Regions from separate parts of the Homo sapiens genome. Here region 2 is linked to region 1. Evidence: chromatin contacts called from ENCODE Hi-C data. All regions are on one chromosome and are shown on one strand. Each heading gives the region's core, a stretch centred on a gene start or an enhancer-like site at or near the end of the contact. The rest is flanking DNA. Distances are from core to core; before and after follow the strand shown.

What was found. A loop is a pair of places that touch in the nucleus more often than their neighbours do. Pooled maps may share reads with other maps.
Region 2: a map of ovary shows a loop between it and region 1 (3-fold over the local background). The contact joins the promoter of LINC02602 here to the enhancer-like site in region 1. A Hi-C loop is called at or near these places in 8 of 168 maps with a recorded cell type or tissue (Right ventricle myocardium inferior, cardiac septum, colonic mucosa and 5 more), 1 of 37 single-sample maps with no recorded cell type and 6 of 50 pooled maps.

What each region holds. Positions count from the first base shown.
Region 1 is chr1:209,862,075-209,865,688 of GRCh38, forward strand. No RefSeq gene overlaps it. Among named protein-coding and RNA genes, the nearest start is that of UTP25, 36 kb to the left of the region's middle. Within about 2 kb of position 1,862, at least 2 of the 41 ENCODE cell types and tissues checked have a DNase peak (open chromatin) inside an H3K27ac peak, as active enhancers do; they include thyroid gland, where a contact is called at or near this core.
Region 2 is chr1:210,291,446-210,295,059 of GRCh38, forward strand. It overlaps LINC02602 (long intergenic non-protein coding RNA 2602), which reads right to left and starts at 1,704. Exons shown (of 2, transcript NR_183451.1): 1 at 1,499-1,704.

The DNA of each region.
Region 1 (3,614 bases), core at 612-3,111:
GTGCTAAATGTTGGAAGAGAATAAAACAGGGTCAGGTAATAGAGATCTTTGACCATCCTGTTTCCTTTGTCCAGAATGCCCAATCACTACTCCTCCCCTGCTGAACTTCTCCTCTCTCAAGGCCCCCTTCAAATGATAATCTCTGTGAAATCATCACAGCTCGCTATGAACTTTAATCGTGCCCTCCTCTAGACTTTCCCACTGGTTGTCTAAATCCACCTGCGAGGCTGAGGACATTCACTCATATCTTACTCATTGTTTCATTCTGCACACCTTTGTCCCACCCTCAAGCAAAGCTCCACGAATATACTGAAGAGGAAAACTGACACTGTAACCCCAAAGAACTACCTGATACCTTGGTTTGCGAGTGGCAAATCCGAGAGTGAGGAGAAAGGGGACAGGCATCCTGGTACCTCCAGATGGGGACAAAGGAACAAACTTCCAAACAAAATGAACCATTCCCCTGGGATGTGTATGTGTTTGTGTGTGCACACACCCATGTGCTCATGACTGTGTGTGGTGTGTGTGCCTGTCTGTCATAGAGGCAGGGATGAAGACTGATAGGCGGGAAAATCTAAATCTAGCAGGAGGGATACTAGTTCTTTTGTTTGTTTTTTTCCTAAAAGGCTTTAGAAGCCTTCCTGCAAAAGGCTGGATTTCTGGGAGCCACTTAAATGAAGGCATTTTGCATATGAAGGACATGCAGAGTCTGAGTATGGTCACCCGCCCCTCACTGCCCGCAGTGAGCCGTCAGCCACCCGCATCACCCCAGCTCCAGCACCACAGTAGCAGACTGATCCTTTTTAATGAGATGCTCAGAGTCTGAGCACTCCTCCTCTCTGGGGTCCTAATCATTTCTCAGAAAGTGGCTGCCCTGCACCCTGGAATTCACGTTTTTTGTTTCCCTTTCCACCTCCAGCCACAGGGTGAGGAGGTGTCAACAGGAGGCGAATGGCTGTGGAACACCTGTCACAGAGTTCTTCCCATCCCCTGTGGGTGGGCAGGGAGATATCCCGGTTTTGTTCTATCTGTTATGAAACCTGCGGAGAAAGCTAAATCTGGCTGTACTGACTTAACTCCCGGGTCGAAAAAAGCTGCTTGAGAGTCTTGGGCACGGAAAGGAATCGAAGCCAGCAGCCATCATCTGTAGAGCTGTGTTTGTTCCCCACAGGAACCTGAACTCAGAGGAAATGCCAGCTGAGTTCTTCTTGCCCCATCTGTGACAGAATTCCAGCTGTTCCACGATAGCAATCTGGCTTGGAGAGTGTAGTGGCTTCCCTACACTCCATCAAAACAAAGCAGGGTGACTTGTGAAGATACTAATTTTGGCTCCATTTTTATTGCTCTAAATGTTTCTGCAAATTGCTACCAAAAAGTTAACCAGGTCTTGTGTTCTTTGCCTTGGGGAGCTTTGGGAGAAGGGTGAACAGCATTTTCCAGGCCAAGAGAACTTTGTTGGCGTGTCATGTAATTAGAGGACATTGAAGCTAGGGTGGAGGAGGGGGAGACAGAAGCAGCCAAAGGAAAAGAGTTTTGAGGCTTCTCCTAGAACAGGAGGGAAGGGTATTGCAAAGACCTTCCTGTCCAAGCATGGCACAAAAGCCATGACATTGCTCCCTTTAAGCACTCATAGAAGTTTGGAAAATAAACAGATAAACAGGTTAATGGCAGCGAATCCATAATGGTCTGCAGCAACCTCAATTCTTGCCTCCTCAGAAGAAAGAATTCAGCTGAGGGGCATAAAGCAGAAAAGGAGACCAAGCCAAGTTTTAGAGCAGGAGTGAAAGTTTATTAAAAAGCTTTACAGCAGGAATGAAAGGAAGGAAAGTACGCTTGGAAGAGGGCCAAGAAGGTGACTTGAGAGATCAAGTGTGCAGTTTTGACCTTTTGACTTGGGGTTTTAGACGCTGGCATACTTCTGGGGCTTTGTGTCCCTTATCCCCTGATTCTTCCCTTGGGGTGGGCTGTCCACATGCACAGTGGCCTGCTAGTGCTGGGGCGGGGAGCACGCACAGTGTGTTTACTGGAATTGTACACATGTTCACTTGAGACATTCTTCCCTTGCCAGTCAAATGTCTCTAAAGGTCATATACCAGTTAAGCTTTGCCATTTTGCCTTGTAATGTGCATACTTGAGCCCACTTACCCAGCTCCTGGGATCAGGAAGCTGCTGATCACCAGTTTCAGGTGTTTCTGTTTATTGGGAGAAAGCCTTCCCCTGGCTCTGGCTGAAACCAATTATTATTTTAACAAGACAGTTTAACAGTCACCTGACCATCACCTGATCATTGCCTAACATTCCTGGTGTGTGTGTGGGTGGTGGGGGTGGGGGTGGAGGGGTGCCTATCCTGCCTTGCTCATGTCTGACTAGCAGACATGAGCTACCTGCTTTTTGCTACCTACTGTAACAAAAAGAGACCAGAGAAACTGAAGGCCAGGTCAGAAGGCCTTCCCTAAATGCTGTAGCCTCTATAAGACCTCCAGGATTTTTGCACAAATCTGAAATGGGGAGCCTCAAGTATGACTGAAATTGACTTTCTGGTCAATCAGGAGGGATGAGGTTTGGAGCAGATTACAGCTGTTTTAAAGAAATAAATGAGGCCAGGCATGGTGACTCATGCCTGTAATCCCAGCACTTTGGGAGGCCGAGGTGGGTGGATCACCTGAGGTCAGGAATTCGAGGCCAGCCTGGCCAACATGGTGAAACCCCATCTCTACTAAAAATACAAAAATTAGCTGGGCATGGTGGTGGGCACCTGTAATCCCAGCTACTCAGGAGGCTGAGACAGGAGAATCGCTTGAACCCAGGAGGTGGAAACTGCAGTGAGCGGAGATCGTGCCACTGTACTTCAGCCTGGGCAACAAAGGGTGAAACTCCATCAAAAAAAAAAAAAAAAAAGAAGAAGAAAGAAAAGAAAGAAAAAGAGAAAAGGTGATACTCCTTATACTCCTAAGTTTTATAAACAGAATATATACTTGGAACAAAACAGCAAAGCATCCCAAATGCTCTTCTTATGAGTAAACAATAGGGCAGAGGCGGGAAGCAAAACCCTAATTCAAGGGACTTTGCTCTCAACCTTGTAAAGCCACGAGTTGCAGGAGAAAGGTGGGCAACTAACATCCTGCAAGGAGTAGTGTGTTAGTTTGCTAGGGTTGCCATAACAATGTACTACAGACTGAGTGGCTTCAAAAACTAAAATTTGGCTGGGCACGGTGGCTCATGCCTGTAATCCCAGCACTTTGGGAGGCCGAGGCAGGAGGATCACTTGAGCCTAGGAGTTTGAGACCAGCCTGGACAACATAGTGAGATCCTGTCTCTCCAAAAAATAATTTTATAAAATTAGTTGGGCATGGTGACACATGCCTGTAGTCCCAGGTATGTGGGAGGCTGAGGCAGGAGGATTGCTGAACCTGGGAGATCAAAGCTGCAGTGAGCCTGGGAGACGGAGGCTGTACTCCAGACTGGTTGACAGAGTGAGACCCTGTCTCAAAAAACAATAAATAAGTAAATAACCAAAACTGATTTTTAATTCTGGAGGCTAAAAGTCGAAGATCAAGGTGTTAGCTGGGGTGGTTTCTTCTGAGACCTGCCTGTGTCTTCACATGGTCTTCCCT
Region 2 (3,614 bases), core at 454-2,953, 430 kb after region 1:
AAGTGTGAGTGGGTAGGCCAGGTTAAAATGGACTGTCCCAGACAAGAATATGAAGCTGGGATCATTGGCCCTGCTTTTACTGTCTACCAGGTCCTCATGACCAGGAAAGGGGGGAATATTTGGAAGCCACTTCCCTGGGGAGGCACCAGGTCCAGATGTCCTCATCTCTGGCTATTTGCACGTATATAGAACACAGGTCTGCAGGTGCCTAGGAAGGTGGGTGCTGTTCCACGGGAGAAGCTGGAAAGCAGAACCAAGTTACCATCTCAGACCAAATCGTTTTTCCTCTAGAATTTCACTGTAATCCAAACCAGTTGAACATTTGAGAAGAACTGGGTACCATGAAAAGGGGTAATGGAATTAGCTTTCATGTTTTTCCAGGACTCTAAACCATATTTCCTGTCACAACTGTACATTATTAATACAAGGCATCTGTTAGCGCACAACTGCCTGAAAATGTGCACCCAAAAACCTTACATCTGGTTTCAATAATTTATTTCTGACATTTGTAGTTGGTGGTGGTGGGGAGTGGGGGGAGGATGGGAAAAAGGGGGGAATTAAAGCAAGATGTTGCCTTTAACCCATCAGAAGCTCCTGTTGGAGCCGAAAGCTGGAGTTCTTAACGTGGTTTCTGCATTAGGTAATATATTAATTTAGCAGCAAATAGCAAGACTCCGGGCCTGGTGGGTGTGGGTGCCCGCTCGCTTTTATCCTGCCTTCTCTGGCTGCAGCAATTAGCTTCCTCTTGCGAAGGGGATTAGGAGGACCACCCCCCAGCGGCGGGGGTTGGGGGGCTCTCGCAGAGCTGTCAGGTGTCATTCGGCTTACCCAGCCCCCCCACCACTCCCCGCCCCTGCAATTAACTCCCTCTCCCGCTTTGCCAGCCCCTCACCCGCACAGAGACAAAGAGGCCTGTTCCCGAGGTGTCCGACCTCCTGCCCCCTTGGCGGGCCCCGCCCGGGTTCCTCCAGCAGGAATCGCCCCAGGCGCTGGGAGCCAGAGCTGGCCGGGTCTGACACCCGCCCCAGACTTTCCACGATCAGGTTTCAGCTCGACTAACGAGGGGGAAAGAAAGAACGCGCGACTTCCGCGGGCCGGAGCCGCGCGGGGGCCCGGGGGAAACGCCGGCCTGGTCTGGGTGGGAGGGGACGCGAAGAGGCTCCGGGCTCGGCCAGTGTCTGCCCCGGGACTGGGCCCTGGGACTAGGCGGGGCACAGGTGTCCCAGGAGGGGGCGCCCTGACTTGACGCGAACGGGCCACCTGTCCCTCCCACGCCTGCGCTGCCACCCGCCCTGCTCCGCCATCGCCTCCTCCAAAGCTCCCCGGATCCTCCGAGGCGTCGTCGTCCGAGTTGTTCTGCGGGAGGAACTTCTGCTAAAGCCGGTCCTCGAGTCCCCCCCGCCTCAGGAGGGGCAGCGCCCGGATTGTCTTAAGTACAACACTTGCCAAAAGGGGCTCTTTGGGATTTGGGACTTTTTTTCCTAAGCAACAGACGTACCTTTCCAGACTCACCAACTTAGAAGCACAGGTTTTCTGTTTGTTTCATTATTAGACTTTCAAAGATCATCATGTCCCACAGCCTCCTCCTTTTCCAGATGAGGGGACTGAAAATCAGAAACATTTTGCCTTTTGCTCAAGGTCACACAGCTCAAGTTCACTGGGCGGCTGGGACTAGAGGGTCCGAATATTCTGCAGCTATGATATGAAAAAAATAAGTTTGGCTGGAGGGTGGAGGGCATCCAGGTCTGTCCTGGCCAGCCGGCGGGGAGGCTCAGCCCAGGGTTCAGATTTTCCTGGAGCCAGTCCACCAGCGGTCAGGCCACATGTGAGTAATGAAGAATTGAGTGTTGTGTACTTTAGGCTGGTCTCCCTCTTCCTGGCCCCCTTCCCCGGCCTTAACTTCCTTTTGGAGTCCCTACTGACTTCTGGGTGTCCACCATGGGCCCTGTTGGAAAAATTTCAGCTCCATCCCAGAATAAAAGGAATGAAAACCTGGGGAAAGGAGCCAAGAAGGAAAAGCCACAAATTCGCATCTGGCCGAGGCAGAGGGAGCAGCTCCAAGAGCCTGCAGAAATGCACTGTGACTGCTGTTTGCAGAGGTTCAGCTGCCAGAGGCTCGGATGCCCTCCTGGGTCCTGCTCCTGAGAAATCAGAGCAGGCAAGAGAGAAGACACATGTTCCCCACCAAATTTTTCCTGCCGCCAAGTCCTTCAGGTTTCTGCAGACCATGGGGAAGAACAAGAACTATGGAGTCAGGCAAGAGGTAGCTGGAATTCCAACTCCCCAACCCATTAGATGGGGCCTTGAGTAAGTGACTCAACCTCTCTAAGCCTCAGTTTCTTTGCCTGTTACATGAGGGGAACAACAGGACCATTATGAGGACTTATATAACGTGTACTATATAAAGCACTTAACACAGTTCTTGTACCTAGGGCTACATTGTAACTTTTGTGGGTTTTAGGCATTTTGGCCTTCGCGGCCATGAGCCCTTCATCAAAAACAAAAATTAAAAAATACAAAAATATTTTATGGCTGCATTTGTATAAAGATGAACATAATAATATTATGTAGTAAAGCATTTTTTTTTTTGAAATGGAGTCTTGCTCTGTGGCCCAGGCTGGAGTGCAGTGGCACGATCTTGGCTCACTGAAACCTCTGCCCACTGGGTTCAAGCGATTCTCCTGCCTCAGCCTCCTGAGTAGCTGGGATTACAGGCACCTGCCACCATGCCTGGCTAATTTTTGTATTTTTTGTAGAGACGGGGTTTCACCATGTTGGCCAGGCTGCTCTCGAACTCCTGGCCTCAAGTGATCTACCCACCTTGGCTTCCCATACAGGCTTGAGCCACCGTGCCCAGCCAGTACTAAAGCATTTCTTAATCTAAAAATATTATATATTGTTTTGTTTCTACAAAGAAATTAAAACATTTCCATGGGCCCCCAAAAGCACTGTGGGCCCTCGGCACTGTGCCTAATGGATGTCAGCCCTGCTTGTCTCCCAGCTCAGGATCTGCTTTTAGGGTAGCCCAAACAAAGACACAGGGGCATGTCTATGACGTGTGAGGAGCCACAGCAAAGAGACAACCGAGAGAAGAGTGTAATGAGTGAGGGTGGGGGGAAGGAGGAGAGAAATAGCTTTCATAAACTCAGCGTCCTCCCAATCCTCTTGCAATCACATGGGGTTGCTGTTGTAGCCCTCCCTGCAGGATCTGTCAGGACTGTGCTTCCCGTACGTCAGGTCTGCCCTCTGCACCATCAGCCCTCTATCTCCACTCCCTCTGCTCATACCCAGGCAGGTAGGTAGTGTAAAGCCCACCTTCCTCTATAGGCCCCTCTCAGTAGTTCCTCTTCACAGACGGGCATTTATCCTACCAGGATTCTAGTCCCTCTTGCCAAGGAGAGATCCCAGGCTTTGGGGCAACACTGCCCTAGCCTCCTGAGCCCCACATGTGGAATATCTGGCCATGCCTTCCCACCTACTTTTCTCCTCAGGGCAGGCCCACCTCCGGGGTACTTTTCAACGCAGAGAGCCTCAGAGATTGGACATGAGAGAAAAAGGTGCTCTCCTGCATGATATTAGCTTTTCTTCCATCTGAAGTCACAAGGCTGGGTCAT